Linked DNA regions of Homo sapiens: region 2 is linked to region 1. A link is a contact called in ENCODE Hi-C or POLR2A ChIA-PET data. All regions are on one chromosome and are shown on one strand. Each heading gives the region's core, a stretch centred on a gene start or an enhancer-like site at or near the end of the contact. The rest is flanking DNA. Distances are from core to core; before and after follow the strand shown. Region 1 overlaps CEP112 (centrosomal protein 112). Region 2 has its middle 23 kb from the start of AXIN2.

The links. Hi-C counts contacts between places; a loop is a spot of excess contacts on that map. ChIA-PET counts read pairs that join two places held with the same protein, here RNA polymerase II (POLR2A). Pooled maps may share reads with other maps.
Region 2: a map of HCT116 shows a loop between it and region 1 (2.1-fold over the local background). The contact joins two enhancer-like sites. A Hi-C loop is called at or near these places in 1 of 168 maps with a recorded cell type or tissue (HCT116) and 5 of 50 pooled maps. POLR2A ChIA-PET finds 5 or more read pairs at or near these places in 1 of 52 experiments (activated naive CD4-positive, alpha-beta T cell).

What each region holds. Positions count from the first base shown.
Region 1 is chr17:65,783,082-65,788,205 of GRCh38, reverse strand. The region is part of intron 21 of CEP112 (centrosomal protein 112); the gene reads left to right. Among named protein-coding and RNA genes, the nearest start is that of AXIN2, 220 kb to the right of the region's middle. Within about 2 kb of position 2,890, at least 7 of the 41 ENCODE cell types and tissues checked have a DNase peak (open chromatin) inside an H3K27ac peak, as active enhancers do.
Region 2 is chr17:65,581,913-65,587,414 of GRCh38, reverse strand. No RefSeq gene overlaps it. Among named protein-coding and RNA genes, the nearest start is that of AXIN2, 23 kb to the right of the region's middle. RefSeq lists an enhancer at 3,381-3,915. Within about 2 kb of position 2,299, at least 6 of the 41 ENCODE cell types and tissues checked have a DNase peak (open chromatin) inside an H3K27ac peak, as active enhancers do.

The DNA of each region.
Region 1 (5,124 bases), core at 1,641-4,140:
TAATCCATCACGTTGCCACACTGAAAGGAGAAAAACCATGTGATCATCTCAGGTAAAGAAAAGCATTTGGCAAAATTCAACTCATATCTGTGATAATCTTAATAAGCTAGGAATAGGAGGGAGTATCCTTACCCTGATAAAGAATATTAATCAAAAACTTAGAGCAAACATCATTTTTAGGGTGAAATGTTAGAAGGATTCCCTTTAAAATCAGGAAAGGAGAAGGGTGCCCGTTAATCACTGCTGCTGTTCAACAGTGAAATACAGATGCCATTGGTCACAGCTATACAAGAAAAAGAAATAGGATACAAATTAGAAAGAGGGAAGCAACCTGATATTATTCACTGATGATATGATTGTCTGTACATAAAATCTATACATAAAACCTAAGTGGATCAGTAAACTATTGGAAATAATAAGACAGTTTAGCAGTTGTCTAAATATATAATCCAGCAAGAAACAGAAAACATAATTTAAAAAATGATTCTGCTAACACAGCAAAATAGAAAGTGTATAGGAATGAATCTAAGAATAGCCGTATAAGTCCTATTTGGAGAACTTTTAACTGTTTTAAAAGAAATTAAAGAAGACCTAAATCATGGAGAAATATACCCACTAAATCTTGAATACCTTAAGTATCTTAAAGATGTCAATTGTCCTCAATTTGACCTATAGATTTAATGCAATTCCTTGGATTTATCTGACAAAAATAAATCTAATTTTTAAAGACAGGATCTCACTGTCACCCACATTGGAGTGCACTGGTGCGATTATAGCTCACTGCAGCCTTGAACTCCTGGGCTTAAGTGATCTTCCCACCTTAGCCTCCCAAGTAGCTGGGACTACAGTTGCACACCACCATGCCCAGCTGAATTTTTAAAATTTTTTGTAGAGATGGGGGTCTTGCTTTGTTGTCCAGGCTGACCTTGAACTCCTGGCTTCACGCAGTCCTCCCACCTCGGCTTCCCAAAGTGCTGAGATTACAGGTGTGAGCCACTGTGCCTGGCCTAAGGCCCAAGAGCAGCCAAAATTATTCTGAAAAAGAAAAAGTCAAAAGTATTTCCCTCCTACCACATACAAAATCAAAATTTGTTGCAAAGGTATGGACGTTAGTAGTTTGGCACTGGTACAAGTATAGATAGACTGACCAAAGAAACAGAATAGAGAGCACATAAAGCCATATATTGATATATATAGATGATATAGATGTAGTTATGGAAACTTGGCATAATATTCTTTTGTTAAGCTCTTCATTTCTGACACACGCCATAGAAATTTGGCATGTGTCAGAAATGAAGAGTTTAGTAAAAGAATTGGCTAAGGCCAGGTGTAGCAGCTTTGCTTATAATCCCAGCACTTAGGGAGACGAAGGCAGGCGGATCACTTGAGCCTAAAAGTTTGAGACCAGCCTGGGCAACATAGTGAGACCTTATCTCTAGTAAAAATAAAAAGGTCGTCGGGTGTGGTGGTGCATGCCTGTGGTCCTAGCCACTCAGGAGGCTGAGGCAGCAGGATAGCTTGAGCCCAGGAGATCAAATCTGCAGTGAGCTGTGATTGCACCACAGCATTCCAGCCCAGGTGACAGAGTGAGACCCTGCCTCAACAACAACAGCAAAAAAAAAAAAAAAAAAAAGAATTGGCTAAAGACAAAACAGCATTTTACAGAGGTGTAAATATCAGTAGCCCATAAATACATGAAGAACTGCTCATATCGTCAGTAACCAAGGAAATGAAAAATAAGACACTAATGAAATGTTATATCTAATAGACTGACAGAAATTAGGAAGTCTGGCAAGAAAAGAAAAGTCATCCCGATCGGAAAGGAAGAAGTAAAATTCTATCCTCCAATGACAAAATCTTGTGTACAGAAAAATTCTCAGGAATCCTACCAAAAAAAAAACCTGTTTGAAAAATAAGAGTTTACCAAGGTTGCAGGATATAAGATCAATATAGAAAAATCAATTGTATTCCAATACCCTAGGAGTAAACAATCTGATAATGAAATTAAGAAAACAAATTCATTTAAAATAGCATGAAATAATTAAATACTTAGGAATAGAATTTAACAAAAGAAGTGCAAAATATGTATCTTGAAAACTACAAAACATCAATGAAAAAATTAAAATCTAAATAAATGAAAAGGCATTCATATTTACAGATCAGAAAACTTAACGTTGTTAAGATGCCAGTATTACCCAAATTGATATACAGATTCAGCACAATCCTACCGAAATCCCAACTGCCTTTTTTAGTATAAATTGACACACTGATCCTGAAATTTATATGGAAATTCAACAAATAGTGCTGGGACAACTAGATATCCATATGCAAAAGAGTAAAGCTCAACCTCTACCTCACAAGATACACATAAAAGGACCTCAAAGTGAATCACAGACCTAAAAATAAATGGTAAAACTATAAAACTTTTAGAAAAAAGCAATATCAGAGAAAAATGCTATGAAACTCTTAGAAGAAAACATGCAAGTAAATTTTCATGACATTTCAGGATTAGGCAAAGAATTCTTAGATATGACACTAAAAGCACAAATGACAAAGGAAAAAATAGATAAACTGAACTTCATCAAAATGAAAAGCTTTAAAGGAAACTTCCAAGAAAGTAAAAGAACAACCCACAGATAGAAGGAAATAATCACAAATCATGTATCAGAACAACAATGAGATACCACTTCATACCCATTAGACTGGATGTAATCAACAAGACAGACGAAAGTTTTGGCAAGGATGTGGAGAAATTAGAACCTTCATACTTTGCTGGTGAGATTGTAAAATGGTGCAGTCATTTTGGAAAATAGTTTGGCAGTTCCTCAAAAAGCTAAACATAGTTACCACATGACTCAGCAATTCAACTCCTAAGTACACACAGGAGAACTGAAAAAATATTTCCCAAAGAAACTTGTACAAGAATGTTTACAGAAGCATTATTCATAGTAGTCAAAAAGTGGAAAAAACTCAAATGTTTGACTGAGGAGTGGATAAACAAAATGTGGTATATCCACACAATGGATTTGACTAGGAAAAGGAATGAAGTACTGATACATTCCACAACATAGATGAACATTGGAAACATGCTAAGTGAAAGAATCTGGTCATGAAAGGTCATATGTTGTATGATTTAAATTACGTGAAATGCCCAGAGTGGAAAAATCCCTAGAGACAGAAAATAGATTAGTGGTTGCCAGTGGCTCAAAGGATGGGAGAATGGGAAGTGACTGTTAATAGGGATGGGTTCTTTTTTTGTTGTTTTTTGTTTTTTTGAGGTGATGAAAATATTCTAGAATTTTGTCGTGGTGATAAATGTACAGATCTATGAATATACTAAAAACCACTGAATGGTGCAGTTTTAAATTATGAACTTTATGATATGTGAATTATATCTTACTACAGCTGTTATTAAAAATAGAAAATCTGGCTGGGTATGGTGGCTCACTCTGCAATCCCAGCACTTTAGGAGGCCGAGGCAGGCGGATCATGAGGTCAGGAGTTCAAGACCAGCCTGGTCAATATGGTGAAACCCCGTCTCTACTAAAAATACAAAAATTTGCCAGGCATGGTGGCATGCGCCCATAGTCCCAGCTACTCAGGAGGCTAAGGCAGGAGAATGGCGTGAACCCGGGAGGCAGAGGTTGCAGCCAGCCAAGATCACACCACTGCACTCCAGCCTGGGCGACAGAGTGAGGTTCCGTCTCAAACAAAAAGAAAAAGTAGCAGAGCACCCCAGTCTTGGGGACATGCCAGGAAGAAAATTGCTTCCCCAGTAAAGAAGCTGAGGCAAATAGTTCTTTTGGGTTTAAAGTGGAAAGATGAATAAGAAAGAGTAACCAGAATCTACTGTAAAAGACTGTTTTGGTAGGTGTCTTTTCTAACAGTCTGACCCTGCAAGTTTATAAGCTCAGCTGTAGTAAAGTCACTTCTGTTATATCTTGTTTCCACTTTAGACCATGCAAAAATGCAGCCATGCCTTAGACCTAACATTACTCGCCTAGTTCACCTCCAGGATTTCAGTCTACCAAATTCTCCTTTTGATCGCTCTTGCCTTGCATTTTATTTTTCCCATTTTCTCACGCATAAAGAACCTAGTGTTTGTCTTCATTCCAGTGCTGACTCACTACTCTCTGATCCATTGCCATCTTGCACTTGCATCACTCCTACATTGCTAAACCTCAGTCCTATTTAATCTTTATTGTCCACTTTATCTACATGTTATAAAATAATACCCAGGAAAGTTAAATGATTTGCCCATGGTCACACCACCCAGGTTGGTTTAACTTCATAGCCCATGCTGTTAACCACATGCTTTACTGCTTACCACCTGGCAACAGTTGAAATAGTCGATCAAAGGAACTTTATGTAATGAAAAAGATGGTGGAAGTAGATTTTAGGGTCTGGGTGATGGGAAATTCAACTATAAAGCAACAGAGCCAACTGGACACCTTATTTTTGTCAACTGAACGGGGAAATAAGACATGTTTTGTATGGGCATCATACTTATTGCTTTCAAACATTTTGAATATTATATTAAAATGAAGTGGCGAAGTAATTCAGCCTTGATGTAGATGATTCTGGAAAACTAGATACACTCTAAGTCATTTTATTTTATTTATTTTTATACAACAATTTTCTTATCCATTTATTGGTTGATGTACATTTGAATTGTTTCCACCTTTTAGCTATTGTGAATAGAAGTGTTATGATAAATTGTGTACAAGTATTTGTTTGAGTACCTGTTTTCAGTTCTTTGGAGTATTTACCTGGGTGGTAATTGCTGGGTCACATAAGAATTCTATGCCTAACTTTTTGAAAAACTTCCAAACTGTTTTCTACAACAGCTGAAACATTTTACATTTTTGTCAACAATCTAGGAGAGTTCAAATTTTGACACATTCTCATCAACACTTGTTATTCTCATCATCATCATTATTATTATTACTATTGCCATTCTACTGGGTATGTAGCAGTACCTCAATGTGTTTGATTTGCATTTATTTAATGACTAATGATGTTAAATAACTTTCAGGTGCTTTTAGCCTTCTGTGTATCTTGTTTTGAGAAATGCCTATTCAAGTTCTTTACCCATTTTTTAAATGTGAATTATTCTTTTTTTTT
Region 2 (5,502 bases), core at 1,050-3,549, 200 kb after region 1:
CATTCCCTCGCTCCCCTGCAGGATTTTCCTTACAGTTTTCCTAGTAATTCACATGCATTCCCCTCACAGAGTCAGTTTCTGGGGAGCCCTATCTAAGACAGTTGCTGAAATAAAATGTGAATATCTAAACAAATATGATCGCTTACATTCGTGTAATGGACTCCCATGGGGTCCCTGCTGCCTGAATCCTACCTCTCATTACATCCAGCCCCAACACGCCCACAACAGGGAGCTTTCTAAAACCCAGCTCAGGTTACGTAGCTCCTCCACTACCCAGTTTAAGACAATTTATCTGCGAAGTCAAGGCCATACTCCTAGCAGAGCCCTGGGTTTCTCCTTGATCTGGCCACAACAACTTCCACTCCAGACAGCCCCCTGTGGGTTACGTACTGTCCGGCTCCACAGGGAGCCATCCCCTCTCCCAAGGCTGCGTCGAGCTTCAGAGCCTGTGCTCATGCTGTTCCATCTTCCAGGTTTGCCCTTCTCAGTTTCCTTGAGCTGATTTTACCCCTTGTCATCTCCTGTAAAGTAGACTCAGTGCCCCCTTTTGCTCCCCTAGCACCCTGGGTACATCTCCACCTTGGTCGTTACCCTGTTTCTATGTTGATCTCTCACACAATGAGAGCTCCTGAAGAGCAAAAGTCCGGGTCTGACCATTGCTGACACTGCCCCCGAGTCTAAGCCAGTGCCCACCTGGCAGGCACCTGACATGTGGGTCAGAACAACCTGGTGATGCTCCCAGAGGAGCTCCATGAAACATGGTGCTATGGACCCAATCTGTCTCCCCAAAATTCCCATGTTGATGCCCTGACCCCCAATATTCAGAGATGGGGCCTTTGGGAGGTGATTAGGTTCAGATGAGGTCATGAGGATGGGGCCCTCATGGTGGGATTAGTGCCCCTATAAGAGGAGACACAAAGGCCAGGCACAGTGGCTCACGTCTGTAATCCCAGCACTTAGGGAGGCTGAGGCAGGCTGATCACCTGAGGTCAGGAGTTTGACACCAGCCTGGCCAACATGGTGAAACCCCATCTCTACTAAAAATACAATACAAAAATTAGCCGGGCGTGGTGGCGTGTGCCTGTAATCTCAGCTACTGGGGAGGCTGAGGCAGGGCAATCGCTGGAACCCAGGAGGCAGAGGCTACAGTGAGCTGAGATCGTGCCACTGCACTCCAGCCTGGGCAATAAGAGTGAGACTGCATCTAAAAAAAAAAAAAAAAAAAGAGATGCCAGAGAGCTTGCTCTCTCTCTGTCTCTCAGCCATAGCAGGACATAGCCAGAAGGCAGCCCTCTGCAAGCCAGAAAGAGAGCCCTCACCAGGAACCAAAGACGTCAGCATCTTCATCTTGGACTTCCAGCCTCCAGAACTGTGAGAAGTAAATATCTGTGATTTAACCACCCAGTGTATGGTGTTTTGCTATGGCAGCCCAAGCTGACTAATGCACATGGGTACAGTAAACCCAAATGTACATTTCTGGGCAAATACCAAAGATCCTGTTCTAGAATTCAGTGTCAAGACCTACCAAATATTTTTTAGGGTTGGTTTTTCTTAATTATGGGAGAAAGAATTGAGGCATTTCTGTCCATTAATTTTACCTGTATGTAATGACAATTACATCCATTGTTTTAGGCTATCTTGATCCAGGGTGGTCTAAAAATCACTGGGCTAAGCTGCTGACCCCTCAGCCTGACCTCCTGAGTCTCCAGAGAAAAGCTCTGGAATCCGGCTTTGTGTAGACCTCCCCCAGGACTCTGATGCAGAGAACAGGTGCAGCCCATGGTGCTGTCTAGCACCCCTGGACCTAAAAGCTCTAAGGCCAGGTCTGAAACTGAACTCATGAATGCTCTCACTCCAAGATCCCACTTGATCTGTTTGATCTATTTGATCCAGTGTGATCTGTTTGATATTTAAGTTTTATGAATTGTTTGCAAGTGACATACAATGTCAACAGTGAGTCAGGCACCCCCAAAGCCAAATAGGGTGGATTCATCAGAGATAAAAGCAACCAGCGAGACTGGCCTGCAAGAGTCATCCCGGCCACTCTCAAGGCATGTGAACGTTAGCCTCACCTTCCAAGGCCCAAAGTCCCTGCTCTTCCTGAGGTTCTCTTGGATCGGCCAGAGGGGCCCGTGTATGCGCTCTGCATTCTGCCTCGGGTTGGGGGGTTGGCTAAGAAGGGATCTCCTAGCTTCTGGGCCCTGAGCAGCAATCAGAGCCTCCTGGGGCCTGCGGGACTTCCTGGTGGCGCCACCAGCCCTTTTAGTGCCAGCACGTTGGCCTTGGCTTTGCTGGCTCTTCCAGCAGCCAGCACTGTCCCTGCCAGGAACTGTGATCCCACAGCCAAGGCTTTGTAGCCTCTTCATGGAGAGAGAGGCTGTGCAGCTTCCTCTTCAGCTGGGCCAGGGTCCCTTGGGGTTCCCTTTCTTCCAAGGCCACATCCCTTAAGAAACAAAGCAAGTCCTTCTCAGGTGCTCGTGATCCTTGCAGGGGGTGCCTCAAGGACCTTCCAGGCAGGTGGAGAGAGGCAGTGACCTAGTCTTGCAGGAAGTGTCCTCAGTCTTCATGCAGAAAGCCTTGGGGACCTGGGCAAGAGAAGAGTTAAGTTCTGGGCTGAGGCTTCAGTGTTCAATTTCTTTATTTCCTGTTGATGACATTATTGCCTTCCTACAACCATTGACACATGTTGCTTTCATCTGTTTCATTTCAAGACATGAGTACACTCGCTGGAAACTATGCTTAATAGCTAAACTCAAAACATTTGGATTTCCTTTCCTTCTGTGACTCTTTGCTGGTATGCTGCATTCTCTAGTTTTTTTGGGTGGTGGTGGCATGTGTGTTTTTTTCAGCCACCATTTCTAAGCAGCAAAAAGAGAAGTCACTGGCTCTCTGGCCACCTGCCTCAGGCCCATCTGCTGCATATGGGATATTTCCCTTCGCTGGAGGAGGCCTATGTTTGCCCCATGTTGTGGTGGTTGGAGAGCATCTCTTCGTCCTCTTCTTTTACCCAGCTCCTTCCCCTGCCTGTCAGGGAGAGGACCAGCCTTGTCAGGGAGAGGACCATACCTACAGGATGGGCAGATGGCTTCTTCCAGTTGCTGTGTGCCCTGGAGCCTGCACCTACCCTTCCCACCTTCCCCAGCAGTGCAGGGCTGCATGACTCATGGCTTGGACCTTCTGAACAGAGCCTCCGGAATAGAGAGGTGAGCTTGTCAGTCTGGACCCGAGGACTCAGGGGAACAAATAGGACTTGCTGCCTGGGCTGCCTGTGGAGGGGATCTGGGCAAAGCTCCCCTTGGCCAGACCTTGGATGGAAAGCGGCCATTGGAAGCAGGCCAGCCTCATCTGGTTGGAATAGGGTTTGACACGTGTTTCCAAGCCTGGTCGCAGAGCTGCAGCTGCCACTAGCCCTTCCCTGGGCCCGGACTGCGCTGCCCGTTGACAGTCTGCAAAGCAAGCAGTCAGTCTGCTATGGAAGGGTTTGCAAGGTGGATGCCCCCCTAGCCTGGGGTGACTGCCCAGCCCCCACCAGCCTCCTGGGAGGGACATATTCCCAGGAGGAAGCCAGAGGGGAGCGGGAGGGGAAGGCAGCCACAGTCTGACTCCCTAAGATGAAGAAAGTCACTTGCGGTATGCATGGACCTTTATGTCCATTTCTCCTTTTATCCTTCCCGTAACAGAACGGCTTATTCCCATTTTGCAACTGGGAAAAGTGAAGCCCAGGAAGGGTGAGAAATTTGCTCAAGCTAGGCCAGGTGTGGTAGCTCACACCTGTAATCCCAGCTGAGGATTACAGCTGGGAGGCTGAGGCAAGAGGATCACCTGAGGTCAGGAGTTCGAAACCATCCTGGCCAACCTGGTGAAACCCCATCTCTACTAAAAACACACAAAAATTAGCAAGTTGTGGTGTCAGACACCTGTAATCCCAGCTACTCAGGAGGCTGAGACAGGAGAATCATTTGAACCCGGGAGGCAGAGGTTGCAGTGAGCCAAGATCATGCCATTGCACTCCAGCCTGGGTGATAGAGCGAGACTCCGTCTCAAAAAAAAAAAAAAAAAAAAATCAGAAAAAAGAAATTTGCTCAAGCTCACAGAGTTGGGTTTGTTTTGTTTGAGACAGGGTCTCATACTGTCGCTCAGGCTGGAGTACAGTGGCGCTATCACAACTCACTACAGCCTTGACTTCCCAGGCTCAAGCGATCCTCCAGCCTCAGCCTCTCAAGTAGCTGGGACCACAGGTGCAAGCTTTCATGCCTGGCTAATTTTTAATTTTTTTTGTAGAGATGGGGCTATGTTGCCCAGGCTGGTCTCGAACTCTTGGGCTCAAGCAATCCTCCTGCCTCGGCCTCCCAAAGTGCTGGGATTACAGGTGAGCCACTGCCTTACACAGCTTTTAAATGCTGAAGTTGGGATATGGGCCCAGACTTGAGGTCACCAAAGCCAGTTTTCTTTGGGATGCATCAAACCTGTCTGCCTGGAGGGAGATGGTGGTGGGTGCACTAGGCTTGGTGGGTGCGCTAAGCTAGACTTTAAGAAGATGGCCGGGCTCGGTGGCTCACGCCTGTAATCCCAGCACTTTGGGAGGCTGAAGCAGGTGGATCACGAGGTCAGGAGTTCGAGACCAGCCTGGCCTACATAGTGAAACCCCATCTCTACTCAAAAATACAAAAAATTAGCCAGGTGTGGTGGCAGGCACCTGTAATCCCAGCTACTCGGGAGGCTGAAGCAGGAGAATCGCTTGAACCCAGGAGGTGGAGGTTGCAGTGAGCTGAGATTGCACCATTGCACTCTAGCCCAGGCGGCAGAGCGAGACTCCATCTCAAAAAAAAAACCAGAAGAGTCCATACTCCTCCCATTTTTCTCCTCGGTCCCTCTCTCCCACTTCATCCTGGGCCTCTTCTGTTCAGCAATCCACATTTCAGGCAAATAGGAAGAAAGTCCGCTAATAGACAGGTAAGCGTGGTTGTGTGCATTTTATCCAGGAGGAAGAACATTTGAGGCCATTCTGCTGTGCCTTTCAAGTCCGCAGATCTGGCCAAGAGCCTGAGATAGCAGGAAGTGTGAAGAACAGAAACTTCAAGGGAAGAAGTGTGTGAGGGGATGGAAATGCTAGAGGCTTATAGGGCCAGGAAAGTTATCACTCCTATCTGTCTGTACTCACTCACAAAAGTCCCCTCGCTCAGGAAATGGACTCCCGGTTCTATCAAACTCATTATATATTTTCTTCCACTTTCTTGTCCGGTATTTCCAGGCTGCTGGTGTCCTGGTTTGGGTGTGTCTGAGCATCTGTGTGTGTGTGAGCATATGCATGTGTGTGTGCACACGTGTGTGAGTGTCTGCGTGTGAGAGAGAGAAAGAGAGAGAGAGGCTGGGCGCAGTGGCTCACAGTTGTAATCCCAGCACTTTGGGAGGCCGAGGTGAGCAGATCACTTGAGGCCTGCAGTTCAAGACCAGCCTGGCCAAGATGGTGAAAACCCGTCTCTACTAAAAATATGAAAATTA